2 separate regions of the Homo sapiens genome follow, and region 1 is linked to region 2. Evidence: chromatin contacts called from ENCODE Hi-C or POLR2A ChIA-PET data. All regions are on one chromosome and are shown on one strand. Each heading gives the region's core, a stretch centred on a gene start or an enhancer-like site at or near the end of the contact. The rest is flanking DNA. Distances are from core to core; before and after follow the strand shown.

What was found. A loop is a pair of places that touch in the nucleus more often than their neighbours do. ChIA-PET counts read pairs that join two places held with the same protein, here RNA polymerase II (POLR2A). Pooled maps may share reads with other maps.
Region 1: a loop to region 2 is called in a map of thyroid gland, with 3 times the contacts of the local background. The contact joins two enhancer-like sites. A Hi-C loop is called at or near these places in 6 of 168 maps with a recorded cell type or tissue (B cell, CD4-positive, alpha-beta memory T cell, GM12878 and 3 more), 30 of 37 single-sample maps with no recorded cell type and 12 of 50 pooled maps. POLR2A ChIA-PET finds 5 or more read pairs at or near these places in 7 of 52 experiments (BJ, GM12878, OCI-LY7 and 4 more).

What each region holds. Positions count from the first base shown.
Region 1 is chr16:8,922,032-8,929,372 of GRCh38, forward strand. It overlaps USP7 (ubiquitin specific peptidase 7), which reads right to left. Exons shown (of 31, transcript NM_003470.3): 3 at 1,184-1,382. Among named protein-coding and RNA genes, the nearest start is that of USP7-AS1, 37 kb to the right of the region's middle. RefSeq lists an enhancer at 6,772-6,831. Within about 2 kb of position 2,405, at least 3 of the 41 ENCODE cell types and tissues checked have a DNase peak (open chromatin) inside an H3K27ac peak, as active enhancers do.
Region 2 is chr16:8,882,904-8,890,352 of GRCh38, forward strand. It overlaps LITAFD (LITAF domain containing), which reads left to right. Exons shown (of 4, transcript NM_001395433.1): 2 at 307-383; 3 at 1,420-1,562; 4 at 2,284-2,447. The coding sequence starts at 1,453. The coding sequence ends at 2,392. Among named protein-coding and RNA genes, the nearest start is that of LITAFD, 4.3 kb to the left of the region's middle. RefSeq lists enhancers at 1-85, 5,013-5,855 and a silencer at 3,431-3,570. Within about 2 kb of position 5,453, at least 6 of the 41 ENCODE cell types and tissues checked have a DNase peak (open chromatin) inside an H3K27ac peak, as active enhancers do.

The DNA of each region.
Region 1 (7,341 bases), core at 1,155-3,654, 36 kb after region 2:
ATTCACTACTTTTCCAAAGTGCTTCAGGCTAAAGTTGTCCATCGGACTAAAACAAACCTAGCCCAAATACTCATCAGATCACATCATAATGTGAACAGAAGAGGACAACTTTAACCATCCACAGGCCCTGGCTGCATCATAAAATTACCTTAAACATTAAAGAAAATGAAAGTACGGCCAGGTGCGCTGGCTCACGCCTGTAATCCCAGCACTTTGGCAGGCCGAGACAGGCAGATCACCTGAGGTCAGGAGTTCGAGACCAGCCTGGCCAACATGGTGAAACCCCGTCCCTATGAAAAATACAAAATTAGCTGGGTGTGGTGGCACACGCCTATAGTCCCAGCTACTTGAGACGCCGAGGCAGGAGAATCGCTTGAACCCGGGAGGTGGAGGTTGTGGTGAGCCAAGATCAGGCCACTGCACTCCAGCCTGGCGACAGAGTGAGACTCTGTAAATTTTATTCCCTGGGGGATCTGACAGAACAGCCAGAGTCAGTTCACTCTGGGGAACATGTTACTGAGGGTTCCAAAGGGCCACTCTGTGGCGTGGCAGGGAGACTAGGACAGGTGCAGTCCAAGTCAGCAGCTTCCCCTGGTTCCAACTGCAGACAGGTTGACAAAGTGGTCCGTACTCCCAGAATCAACTGGGTTTTTGATAAAGGGTGAATTAATTTTCTAATTCATCTAAATAGAAGGACCATCAAGATTTCTCAGTTTTTGGACATTTCATAATATACATGAATGTTTAAATGTTCCTCAAGTCAGAGGGCCATGTTGTATAAATCCTTCACAAAGTATGTTTTACTTGTACTTTCTGAACAACCCGTACAAATTAGCTATCACACAATGGAAAGGATGTCTGGCTCTGACAGCTGCCATTTTCTGCTCAGACAGTTACTGACAGAGTAAGAATTAAGCCTGGTGGCTCAATGGTCAGCTAATCCAGGCCGGCCCTGATTCCATGGGCTGGTAGATTCTAACAAACTATTTTTAGTTTTTTCACTTACAAGATAAAAATATACTTTTCTAGCTTGGATATTATACATATACCAGTGGGTTTTAAAGAGAAACACGTATTTAATCTAATTTAAAATCAAAAGGCTATGTAGAGGCAGCAAATAACTTAAGATAAAATTGCACTAGGCTGATCAAATTTGGCTTCCAGTAATGAAATACTGTCTTACGTGGAATCAGATTCAGCATTGCACTGGAGAAAGAATCCTACGCTTTTTTGGTGTGGTCTGTCTGGATAAAAGCGTGGCATCACCATAATCTTCCATGGCAGATTTCGCACAAAACACGGAGGGCTAAGGACCGACTCACTCAGTCTGCTGAAGCGCTCCACAGTGAACTGAAAGGTTGCCTCGGAGCGCCAACTGGTGTCTGCAAAAAAAACACATCATCAGTCACAGAGCCTGTGCATTGACCAAAAGCACTAGCATTAATCGACATGGAGTAAACTGTTCTATACATCCTGATTTAACTGCTAAAACCTAACAGTTTGAAAAAATTGCTTCCAATTTATTAAAACCCGAAGACTGAGATAACATACAGTTTCTGAATGGATTAATTCTTCCTTATGAAGTCCAAAACTCAGAGTGCTAACCATACACTTGCCATCCCTGTCAGACTGAGTTCCACATGAGAACAATGTCTACTTTACTAAAGCTGAATTCCCAAGGACCCCAGGCACCAAGTGAGTGGAGAGACCTTGGAGAGAAGGAACGACATGGCTCATATCTGTTCAAGGACGGGACTTCTGGGGGTAAAGACCACGACATGGGACTTGGGCTGACTTTACAGAGCACGGAACACACAGGCAGGACTTGAGAGCCAGGGAAACAGCCATTCCCCTGGAAGCTCAGCACTGCTCAGAGGCAAGACAAGGGCTACAACAGTAGCCTGATAATAAATGCTAACCTCATTGGTTCACGATTTTTGCAAAAATACTAGCCTGGACACCCTAGGGGGAATAATTTTTTTTTTAAGAACTGGTATTTTTTCCCACATGAGTAGTATAAATTGTTAAATGATAACAAGACCAAAGGCTGATTTAAGATATTTAAGTTTCTGACAACACAGTGCCTCTTAGCAGAGGTCCAACTGAAGGTCTCCATTTAAAATTCAATCTTTCACTGATGACAGTGACTATTCATTTGCATGTGGCCATCGGTCAATCACCTTTGACAAACCCTGCAGCATCTTACTGCTTCCCAAACGACTCCTGCGAAGGCACAGTCCTCCCACACCCACACCAATCTGTTATTGACCAATACTTTTATAAAGCATCATGAAATTGCCACAGCAAAGTCAACATGCTACACAAGCTTCTAAACGCTTCCTTTCACTTTCTGTACCTATCTCATTATAGTCTGCACACAGCTCACTGACTGGCAGGAGTCCCAGGGCCACACCAAGGGCCAAGCTCTACAGGCAGTGCCTGGAAGGCTGTTCCCGGCTTAGAATCAGGTGCTATTTTGACATCCCTGACCACCAGGCTCCTAAGGCACAAAATGAGACTTGTAGGCTTGGGTAAAGAGTGCCTAAGAACATCCTCCCATCCTTCATCTTCAGGCCCCTGAAGGCAGTCACCATGTCATCCAACAACCCTTCAGACTCCAAAGTTCACTAACAACTGAGTTCTCAGCATCAGCCACTTCTCAGGGAAGAGAATTTGCTTGAAGTTTCTGACTGAGTTTGGTCTTAAGAAAACATGTCCATCAGTCCTCCTGGGAGGGTAGTATTGAAATATCAAAAGCATGTGTGACGGTAAGCACTTCTACCTTCTTTGAGACACTCTTCATCCCAAATTATTTTATTTCACATAACCCTGCTGAGTTGCTTACAGCACAGGAACTTTGGAAGGAAGAGCAGCTGAAAGAGGCGCATCTTGTCCAAAATAATTATTTATTTGAGCCTCTTCAAGTGGTATTCCCCTAATCCTTTTGAGGATAGAAGTCTACTAAAAGGCAAGAAACTTGTTTAAGATAATAACGTCTAGAATGGCGTGGTGGAATAAGTTTTGCCATGTGCTTTTAGGATCATGCAATTCACAGCTGATCAGGAGTTAAGTTCTGCAAGGTAGACAAGAGACAGATGTCAATTCCCACATTTTAGGTGAGGAAATGGAGGTTCGCCGAGGCTGTTTTACAAAGTGACAATAGAGGATTTTAATATCCAAGATTTGTCAAGACACTATGCACAGTGACCTGACTCTGGTTTTTAAAATTCCACTCCTGGAAGTTACCATAACACACACAAAACACAGGCCTCAACAAAATGAGACTACTAGCTTGCCCGCTTTATGAAGCCCATGTATACAGAACTGCACAGAAGCAACCAAATGGAAAATCACTGCAGGACCTAAAAAGCTGAAAGAAACAAGGTTATGCCTCTTTTCCAACCCATCTATTTTATATAATTCAGCTCTTTACAGGGTTTGATTTTATGTATACAAAATCAATACATATTGTAAGTGCTTTTGGAACTTTCACCCTATACATTAAATTTTCCAAGGTACTCCTTAAACATTAAAAAGACCCAAACAATGGTGAGACTCAGAATTGAAGTTTGCACTTGGTTCACCTGCTGCCCAGCCCCGCAGAGGCCACCGCGCATCCGTCTCTGTGCCCCCGAGTGTGGCACTGCCCTGACACACAGTGGTTAGTTCACAATTAGTGCACTGCACACTCGATTTCAGCCTCACACTCAAGGCACATTTCTTAGAACAGACTTATCAAATCTGCAAGCACAAAGTTTAGATGACACTTCGGGTGTATTAAAATTTCACCTCACTTCCTGAAAACTCTTCATACTAGCAGAATAATTGAAAACTTTTACTAGGCCAGGTGCGGTGGCTCACTCCTGTAATCACAGCACTTTGGGAGGCAGAGGCGGGTGGATCACGAGGTCAGGAGATCGAGACCATCCTGGCTAACACGGTCAAACTCCATCTCTACCAAAACTACAAAAAATTAGCCGGGTGCAGAGGCTGGCGCCTGTAGTCCCAGCTACTAGGGAGGCTGAGGCAGGAGAATGGCGTGAACCCGGGAGGCGAAGCTTGCAGTGAGCTGAGATCGCGCCACTGCACTCTAGCCTGGGCGACAGAGCGAGACTCCGTCTCAAAAAAAAAAAAAAAGAAAATTTCACTAAAAAACAAAAGGTCGGCCGGGCGCGGTGGTTCGCGCCTGTAATCCCAGCACTTTGGGAGGCAGAGGCGGGCGGATAACCTGAGGTCAGGAGTTTGAGACCAGCCTGCCCAACATGGTGAAACCCCGTCTCTACTAAAAATAAAAAAAATTAGCTGGGTGTGGTGGTGCACGCCTGTAATCCCAGCTACTTGGGAGGTCGAGGCAGGAGAATCGCTTGAACCTGGGAGGTGGAGGTTGCACTGAGCTGAGATCATGGCATTGCACTCCAGCCTGGGCAACAAGAGCAAAAAACTCTGGTCTCCAAAAAAATTCAAGATAGGAGGGCCAAAAAAAAGGAGAAGTGGACTTGGAAATTAGCTTTCACAGATACGGCCAGCCAGATTGTCCTCCTACGAGGAATTACATGAGACTCAGTGATGGAGATCTTTGCCCAAGAAAATAGTTAACAGTACACTGGATCCTATGTATTATTTTTTTGCAACTTCCAAGTATGCTAGGTATTAGCAAGGACACCCACATTCACTGCAAAATTAGCACTTCATGCACAAAGACTCCAATCTGCCTGGATGCCACTAACATTAGCAGACCACCATTTCATTACCGCATGCTTCTTTTTACTGTAAATGACAAAGCAACAAACTTCTACAAACTGGTGTCACCACAAATCCTCAACCAGATTCCTTGATAACTCTCACTACCTTCCAATCTGGCCCCTGGAGACTCTTGTACCAGGGGCAGGGACAATTACCTACAGCACGAAGTTCCCACTGTGCACTTTGTTACAGCAATTTTATCCTCCCAGGGCAAAGGCCAATAGACCAGCCTGGGCTTCAGTTGCAAAAAGAAAGGTAGGCCGGGCGCAGTGGCTCACGCCTGTAATCCCAGCACTCTGGGAGGCCGGGGTGGGCGAGGCGAATCATGAGGTCAGGAGTGCGAGACCAGCAGCCTGGCCAACATAGTGAAACCCCGGCTCTACTAAAAATACAAAAAATTAGCCAGGCGTGGTGGCAAGCGCCTGTAGTCCCAGCTGCCTGGGAGGCTGAGGCAGGAGAATCGCTTGAACCCGGGAGGCAGAGGGTGAGGTGAACCGAGATTGCGCCACTGCACTCCAGCCTGGCCAAAAAGAAAAAAAGAAAAAGAAAAAAAAAAAGAAAGAAAGTTAAAGAAAAACAGAATACTTCAGATTTTTGAATCAGAAAGGTTGGTATGAAATTTCTCCAAATGGTGCTGTTGCAGTGATTTTAGCAAACTTCTGCTCTTCATTCTAATACAACTTCTTGCAAGTCCTAGTCAATCCCCACAAATTAGTTTCATGGAGAACAACATTCTAAATCTAGATCCATCTAGATCTTCAGAGGCCGTATTTGCTCTAAAACTTCCTTGGTGGCTCACACTTGTAGTCCCAGTACTTTGGGAAGCCAAGGCAGGTGGATCACCTGAGGTCAGGTGTTCAAGACCAGCCTGGCCAACATGGTGAAACCTCGTCTCTACTAAAAATACAAAAATTAGCCAGGCGTGGTGGCATTTGCCTGTAATCCCAGCTACTCGGGAGGCTGAGGCAGAAGAATCGCAAAAACCCAGGAGGTGGAGGTTGCAGTGAGCTGAGATCTTGCCACTGTACTCTAGCCTGGGCGACACAACAAGAACCTATCTCAAAATAAAATAAAATAAAACTTCCTTGGGCCAAGTGCAATGGGTCATGCCTATAATCCCAACACATTGGGAGGCCAAGGCAGAAGAACTGCTTGAGCCAAGAAGTTCAAGACCAGCCTGGGTAACATAGTGACATCCCATCACTACAAACAATTAGCCACACATGGCGGTACTTCCTTGGTCATCTCATGAAAAATAGTGAATAAGGAACTAAAAGTAGAATGAGTAGATACAGTAAAAGATAATTCTGATACTTGCCCGAAATTCTATGTTAACAGGATTTTTAAATAAGTTCTCTCCCTCAACTATACATGTCTCCCATCTCTTTGTCTCATTAGCTATTTAGCATCTTACACAAGAAATGTCCCTTACTAAGAAGTCTTCTGTGCAAATCAGTCAAGTCGCTGATAGTTTGGCTACAGACCAAACTTCTAATGAGGTGCTTCCCAGATTGTGTGCCCTAGTCTGAAATGGACACTCAACACTCAAGGACACAGGACACTCAAAAAAAGGGGGAGCTCTGAAGTCCAGAGTCTTAGGGAATCATTAACAAAAACTTATTTTGGATAAGCAATTTATGCTGCTTCTGATATGACAACCCTGAGACATACGACAGTAAATAAAGCTTGTTTAGCCCAGCACATATCCAACTTCCTAGAATCCTGTGCATTTTTCACAACACACTTATCCCCTGAAGAAGAGGATTGCGCAATTTGTACTGCAGCTGGAAAACGCTGCCCTCAGCTACAAGTTCTTCTCCTACAGTCAGGACCACCTCCCTCCCACGCACTTTGCCATCAGAAAGATATTACATGCTGGGTCTTTCAACGGCAACCACAGTTCCAAACCAAGGAAAGGTGCTACGGAAGATTACTCAACCTTCTCGGATTATACGCTTTTTCCATCAAGGAGGTCACAAGAAGGGCATTTCCACTTTCGGGTCCTATGGCGTGGCACCACTGTCTACTAATTTAGTGAAATGTACCTCAAAAGGAAGGGGACTTTACCCATATTGTCCCCTCATAAGTCATTCTCCCCAGGAGACACCTGGCAATGTCTAGAGACATGTCATGACCGCAAGTGGAGGGCAGCAGCCATGGGCATCCTGGAATGCACAGGACAGCCTCCCACAACCAAGAATTATCCAAGTTGCCATGAGAAGCTAAGAAGCTCCGCCCTATATCTATGTCTCCTCCCAAGACCTCCCCCCTAAAAAAAAAAAGAAAAAAACAGTAGGGAAATGTTGGAACAGATTGCTCTGTGGGAACTAGACCCGGAATGTTCCGATAGGGCAGGGCCTGTCACTGCTACACAAGTGGCTAGAATTGATCCCAAACGCACACCTAGCGCCTCAGAGCTGGCCATGCCTTCCCAAATGCACTCACTCAACCGCTTTCGGCATCTCAGATGTCTAAAGTAAAACCTCCAAAAGCCCAACAACCAGCGAGACCACACCCACACCATTGCCCTCGTCTACGGTGGAAAGCGCACTCCACAGGTAACAAAGCAGCGGGTTTAGACCACGCCTCTTTACCTTC
Region 2 (7,449 bases), core at 4,203-6,702:
AAGTTACCGAATCTTTCAGAATCTGTTTTCCAAGTGATTCTCCTGCCTCGGCATCCCGAGTAGCTGGGATTACAGGCGTGCGCCACTGTGCCCGGCTAATTTTTGTATTTGTAGTTGAGATGGGGTTTCACCATGTTGGCCAGACTGGTCTCGAACTCCTGATCTCGGGTGCTCTGCTGCCTTGGCCTCCCAAAGTGTTGGGATTACAGGTGTGAGCCACTGCATCCGGGCCTAAGTTTTGAGCTAAGTCCCTGGCATACAGTGAGCCCACTGATCTGAGGGTGCTTTTCTTTCTCTCTCCTAAAGATCCTTATCCTGCTGGTCCCCCTCCTCCCTATGGTCCTCCTCACCAGATGTACTTTGAAGGCCCCCAAGTTGTTCAGGTAGGTGAGTGCCCCTGCCGGCCTTCCCTTGTCGCTTTCTGTCCCCTGCTCGGAGCTGCCCAGAATATTCTCTTTCCTGACCTCTGACCAAGACTCTGCCCAAACAGCACATCCTCTGGCAAGTTCTCCTCCCCTGACCCCGTAGCTGTGGGACCCCGCAGCTGGCCAGCTGCCCCTGCTCCCATGCTGGCTGTGTTGCCAGTGGCCACCGAAGCATCTCTCTCCAGAGGGAAATCACTGGTGGATGGGGCCTGTATACAGTAGGCACTCAGGAAATTTTTATGGAGTAGACTCCCGTTCTCTACTCTGCAAACACACCACCCCTCAGGCCACAGAGGAGGGGAAGGCCGAGCCCCCCAGGTGGGGCCTGGGTTTTGGGAATTTAAACAAATTTTCCAAGGAATTCTCAGGCAGTCTCCAGATTCAGAACTGCTGGGTTGGATAGATTCCTGGAGGGCACAGTGAAGATGACGTCACCATTGAAAAGCACCCTTTAGGTCAGGTGCGGTGGCTCAGGCCTGTAATCCCAGAACTTTGGGAGGCCAAGGCAGGTGGATCGCATGAGGTCAGGAGTTCAAGACCAGCTTGGCCAACATGGCAAAACCCCATCTCTACTAAAAATACAAAAATAAGCCGGGTGTGATGGCACATGTCTATAGTCCCAGCTACTCAGGAGGCTGAGGCAGGAGAATCGCTTGAACCCGGGAGGCGGAGGTTGCAGTGAGCTGAGATCGCACCACTGCACTCCAGCCTGGACGACAGAGTGAGACTCCGTCTCCAAAATAAAAAGAAAAAAGAAAAAAGCACCCTTAGAGCCCACTGGAAACCCCACTTCCAGCTAAGAACACTTCTTTCCTTAGTTTCCTCCAAACCGGGGTGGGGGAGCCACACCACACCCCCACATATCAGGTCCCCAGTCTCCAGATCCCAGCATCTCCCCATCTCAGGTGAGCACCGACAGCCCATGGGAATTGAGAAGCCACAGGGGTCCTGGCCCCGGGGGGTCCCACCTGCTTCCCGCTTCCCACTCCCACAGCTGTATGCCGGCATGTCCGTGGTGGGGACGTCCATGCCGGTGCAGGCCGTGTGTCCCTACTGTGGAAACCGCATCATCACGGTGACGACCTTTGTCCCGGGTGCCCTCACCTGGCTGCTGTGTACCACCCTCTTCCTGTTCGGGTGAGTGGCCGCCCCTCCGCCGCTGCAGAGGCCTGAGCATTGGTAGGGGTGGGTCCGGGTGGGTCCCTGCAGGGTAGGGGGAGCTTTCGGGGAAAATAGCAGGACCAAGCATAGGGGAGGCCAGTTGGGTGGGGCCATTACCTCCTTGAGAGGAGGCGGCAGCCCTCTGACCCAGGGACCTCCCATGAGAACAGCAGGGAGTGGAGGGGTGAGTGATGCCTACAAAGCAGCCAGCTTAGGACACCCACGGCAGCTGCTGCTGTCACCAGCAGCCAAGAGCTTGCGGGTTCAGGATGGCTCTTACCTCTCAGCTGTGGAGTTTTGAAACACACAGAGGGGCCAGGCGCGGTGACTCATGCCTGTAATCCCAGCACTTTGGGAGGCCGAGGTGGGTGCGTCACTTGAGGTCAGGAGTTATAGACCAGCCTGACCAATGTGCTGAAACCCTGTCTCTAACTCTATTAAAAATACAAAATTAGCCGGGTGTGGTGGCACGTGCCTGTAATCCCAGCTACTCAGGAGACTGAGGCAGGGGAGGCAGAGGTTGCAGTGAGCCAAGATCACGCCACTGCACTCCAGCCTGGGATACAGAGTGAGACTCTGTCTCAAACATACACACACACGCCCAGGCCCCTCCCAGACTCTGCCTGGGTCCCAGGTGCGTCCAGCGTACAGTGAGAGGTGGCCCCGCTCACGCCCAGCCTCCGCTCCGGGGCTGCAGGTACGTCCTGGGCTGCTGCTTCCTGGCATTCTGCATAAGGAGCCTAATGGACGTGAAGCACTCGTGTCCCGTGTGTCAGCGCGAGCTCTTCTACTACCACCGCCTGTGAGCCCCCAAGAAATAAATGCCAGGGGTGCCACCTGGGCACACCCGTGTCTATGTCCTTACCTTCTGCTCTGTCAGCCCAGGAGATTGGGTGGCCGCTGGTGCTCTGGGAGCCCACGTTGAGTGTGTGGGGGCCGCGCCGTCCTGTCCACCGTTCACCCTCTTTTGACTCCTTAGAGCCACAGTCCATAGTTCAGCCCCATCTTTCTGGGCTCCCTCCCATCAGCTCAAGCCTCTGCCTCTTTGGGAAAACTATCTCCCTGCAACTCCAGCCGGAAGGAGAGACCTGTTCTCCCTGATAGCCACATCCTCACCCACTGCATGCACCTCAACCCACAACCGGGCTTACTCTGGGCCCTGCCACTGCCTTCTTGACCAGTGGCTCCGTTGCTAAGTGCAACATCCTACGTGCACTTGCTCCTTCGCTCCTACCTGACTGGGTTCTCTGTAGCCCTTGGCACTCTCCCTCCCTTCCCCAAAGACCCCATCTCCTGGGCTGCAGCAGCTCTCCAGCCCCTGCTGGTGGGTTTGTCACTTGGCCAGTGCTCCTCAGGGTCTGGCCTTGGCTCCTCCTGTCACACCCGATGCTTCCGTCGCCAGCTCCTGCATCCCACCCACAACCTTCTCCCTAGGATGCTTGAGGCCCTGCAGAGCCAACAGGTCTCACAGTAACTCCCTCCTCTCTCTTCTCCTGGGCCTAGTAGCTGGGACAAGAGTGGGTGGCAGTGCCCCCTCCAGGGCAGCCCTTCAGTCCTGTCCTTCTTGCCCTGCAGTGATTCATTTCCTCTGCTTTATCCCCTCCTTGAAGGAGGCAGCAGCCCCGGGTTTCCCTATCGAGAGTCTCTCCTGCTCCTGCTGTTCTCCAGCAGCCAGTGGCCGGCACTGAGCCGGTGATTCTTGTGGGTGAGGATCTGGAATTGCTCGGACTATGCCCGACACCTGCCGACAAAGTGCCTCTCTCAGCCCAAGTCCACATGCTTCCCCTGGGGCCCCTTGAGGCCATCTGTGAGCTGGCTCCAGCTCCCCTGCCCACCCCAGCCAGATAGGACCGAGTGCCACTCCCTCACCACCCACCCGACCTCCCCAGGCTGCTCCCAGCAGCGTCCAGCCCTCCAATCAGCCCCTGCCCTGTCAGTCTGGTCACCCGCTCTCTGGTGTGTCACTTTCCCCAGGTGGTTTGTGAGGTCTTGGCTCGCCTCTGTATCCCAGGGCCTGGCGGGGACAGGCGGGTTATAGAAGCTAGGATGGGGCAAGTCTGCCCTGATCTGTCTGGCCTCCCACCAAGAGGTTTAACCCTTAAGACTCCCGTACAGCTGCAGCCTTACAGGACTCCCGGCAGAGCTGCTGTGGAGGAAGGTGGACATTAACAAGCCCCAAATAAGCTGATGAATAGGACCCCTTTCAGGGTCTGCCTGCAGACACGGTCAGGAGGGGGACGACGGGGTAGAGGAGAATCCAGTGTCACCACTAAAGGACTTAAATTTTGCAGAATAGGCTGGGCACGGTGACTCATGCCTGTAATCCCAGCACTTTGGGAGGCCAAGGTGGAAGGATTGCTTGAGTCCAGAAGTTCTAGACCAGCCCGGGCAACATAGCAAGACCTCGTTTCTACTGAAATGCGGGGCCGGGGCATGGTGATGAGTGCCTGTAGTCCCAGCTACCTGTGGGGCTGAGGTGGGAGGATTGCTTGAGCCTGGAAGGTCGAGGCTGCAGTGAGCCCTAACCATGCCACTGCACCCCAGCCTAGGTGAAAGGGTCTCAAAAAGTTAATAAATTTTGTAAAGTAGAAATATTGTTCTACTCGTCATGTTTTCAAATAAGATGAATTTCACAGAGGGGAGAAAAGAAGTAAGGGAAGAATTGGGGGAAGAAGTAATTGGGAGCTGGGGGCACGTGAAGCCGTCTTCACTAAAATGTGGCTGGGGGAGCTGTAAGGCTCACACCGATGGGGTATTGACCCATTATTGCCCCAACCTACAGATGCGGAAGCTGAGGCTGAGTAACTAGATCAGCGCTGGAGACATAGGTCTGTCCTCAGGGTTCAGCATCAGGGAGGAAGGCACAGAGGTGAGGGGTGCATGTGTGTGTGGCTGAAGGCCTGGAAGGAAGGGTGTGTGTTTATGTGTGTACGCGCATGTGTGTGGCTGAAGGCCTGGAAGAAAGGGTGTGTGAATGCATGTTTGTACGCGCGTGTGGCTGAAGGCCTGGAGGAGGGGGGTGTGTGTGTGTGTGGCTGAGGGTCTGGGTGTGTGTGTGTGCACGTCTGTGGCCAAAGGCCTAGAGGGATAGAAGGGAGCATTACCTGTCTTCCATCATGTGGTCTTCAGCAGGTAGAGGTTCCGGGAAGCCACAGGTCAGGCAACAGCCATCTTGGCCAAAGCCTGGCATGATGGGGCTGACAGGTCCTTAGGTCACACCAGCCCCGGGGAAGGACAAGTTCTGGGACAGGTTTCCCTGGAGTAAAATGCCCCAATGCCTGTGCCTTTGCCACCACCCAAAGGCCTGGCTAAATCGGGAGAACAACTTCCCGGTCCACACTAGCTGCAGGCCCCAGAGCCTTCATTTCCACTTCAGAGACTCAGCAAGATTTTTAGGGTTGGATGGTGAAGTTTCTGACACAAATTAGGCAGCTAGTACCTGGGAACCCCAGTAAGTCCCTGAAGACAAAGGAAGCAACCTCTCATTTGTAATAAATGAGGACACGGGCACCAGGTCAACATAGGGAGACAGAAAAGCCCCTGGTGGACGAGGCGGGTGGTCATCCATCCAGGATCTATCTCAAGGTGAGGCGTGAGGGTCTCACCTAGGACGAGGGCCCAGCCACCGGGCTTCCACCATCCAGAGGGAGAGATTTGATGGCTCTGCAGAGCAGCCAGGCTGTGGCAGGCGACAATCGGGGGCTGCTCGGTCTTGCTGGCAAGGCCCATCTACAGCCTGAACCCTCCATCTGCAGAGTTCAGCTGGAGCCTCTCGTTCTGATTCCACCCAGACTGTTGTCTTTCACTCGGATTCCCAGATGGCTCCAGAGACATGAGCGCCTGCAGTCCAGGGACAGTGTCCAACCACGGCCAGGCTCTGCTCACTCAGTGTGGACTGGCTGGGTGCCAGGTCTTCCTCAGTCACAGGAGAGCTTTCATCGGCCTGAGTCAGTCACCATTGTGCCTTCAGAGGTGGCCAGGTCCTTGGCATGGCTGCAAGCTTCTGCTATGACTCTATGGATCAGTCCCCAGGCCTTCTGGATGCAGACTGCCCCGTGTTAGGAAAACGTCACTTGCCAACTCTTAGAAATAGGACAATTCGTATAGAAAATCCAGGATTTTCAGCTTGGCGAGGTGGCTCACCCCTGTAATCTCAGCATTTTGGGAGGACAAGGCGAGAAGATCACTTGAGCCCAGGAGTTTGAGACCAGTCTGGGCAACCTACGGAGACCCTATCTCTACAAAAAATTAAAAAATTAGCCGGGCATGGTGGTAACACCTGTGCTGCCAGACAGTTGGGAGGCTGGGGCAGATAGATCGCTTGGGCCCAAGAGGTCAAAGGTGCAATGAGCCATGACTGCACAACTGCACTCCAGCCTTGGAGATGGGGTGAGACCCTATCTCAAAAAACTAAGACAAACAAAAATACACATTAAAAAAAAAAAAAAAGTCGAGGCTTCTCAAGTTCCGCTGTCTGAAGGTGTAGGTGCAGAGGAACTGGGGTCTTGAGAGGCTGCCAAGTGGGGCGGGACTTCATCTGTCCCTTGGCCCAGTCCCCTGGAATACCCCCAGACCCAAGCCTCGGGGTGTCTGCAGTCACTGCCTTAGACAACAGGACCTGAGCCACTGTTCTAAGCCTCTCGGTGTTCATGTGTCTGAGGCTTTGTCCCAGGGAAGCCTCAGGTTCTCCTATGCCAAGACCTTGCCGCAGGGCCAGGCTACGGCAGGGCCGGGGCTTCCTTCTCCTGCACCCCTTTCCCTGACCCCTTTCCACGCCCAGGGCCGGCCTCTTCCCCAGCTTCGGGGCCTGTCAGAGGGGCGGCCCACCACTGGCAGATGAGCTTGGCAAGTTGCTGAACCCTCATTTGAAACTGGGGACAGCCCCCATCCTACCCCGCATGGAGGGCTGAGCTAGGGCTACCTGGAACAGGGAGGTGAGGCGGGCAGCCAGTGGGGGTCTGAATGCCTGCTCCACACTGAGCAAGGCTCAAGCCCCCATGGCTCAGGGTTCTGGCCTACTTTGGGCCACCAGACGCCTCGCTGCTGACCTCTCAGGGCTGGCTCACTGTGCACAATGGTTATCACAAAGGGTTTCTTGCTACTGTCCCTCCTAATTAGCCGGAGGCAAGAGTCAGAACAGCCCCCACCCCACCTTCTCACAGGAGCCCAATGGGCAGGTGTGGCACTGGCACCAGCTCGTGGGCAGAGTTCGCTGGTGGCTGGTGGCCTTCCTCACAATGCCACCCATACCATTTCCCTACTGGAGTTCTCAGCTCAGCCAGGGCAGAAAGATGCGCCAGGTGCACGTGGCCTCGAGCCACGCCCTGTGGGATAAAGGCGTGGAGGGGCCATCAAGGCCAAGCTGGGAACCTTGAGCAGCTCCTGGACTAACCCTCACCACCAGGGAGGGGCTGGCCTTAACCACCTTTCTCTGCCTCCTCGCTGCAAAACCAGCTTTGCAGCAATGAGCTTCAAAGGGCTGAGTGATGCTGAGTACGGGTGGGGAAGGACAGGAGGTGCCAGTCTCTTACTCCTGGGCACTGGACTTCAAGGGTGGTCTGAATCCGTAACTTCTTCCCTCTCCCAAGTTGTCCACGTGCTGTGCAGGCACTGTGCTGTGAACCCCCAGATCCAGTCATTGACAGGTGGCAGCATGTAGGGGGTCAGTGACCCCTTGGAGCTGATGGGAGGGGGCCTCCCTTTGGAACCTGCAGTTTTGCTCACAGACCATTCATGGCCTCCAGCTCCCAGGCCTCACTCAGTTAAAGGCTGCGAAACGTAAGTCAGCAGAAGATGCACAGGCACCCATCTCCCCCAAAGCCAAGACGCAGGGATGGGGAAGTCTGTCCTTAACTGTTCTCAC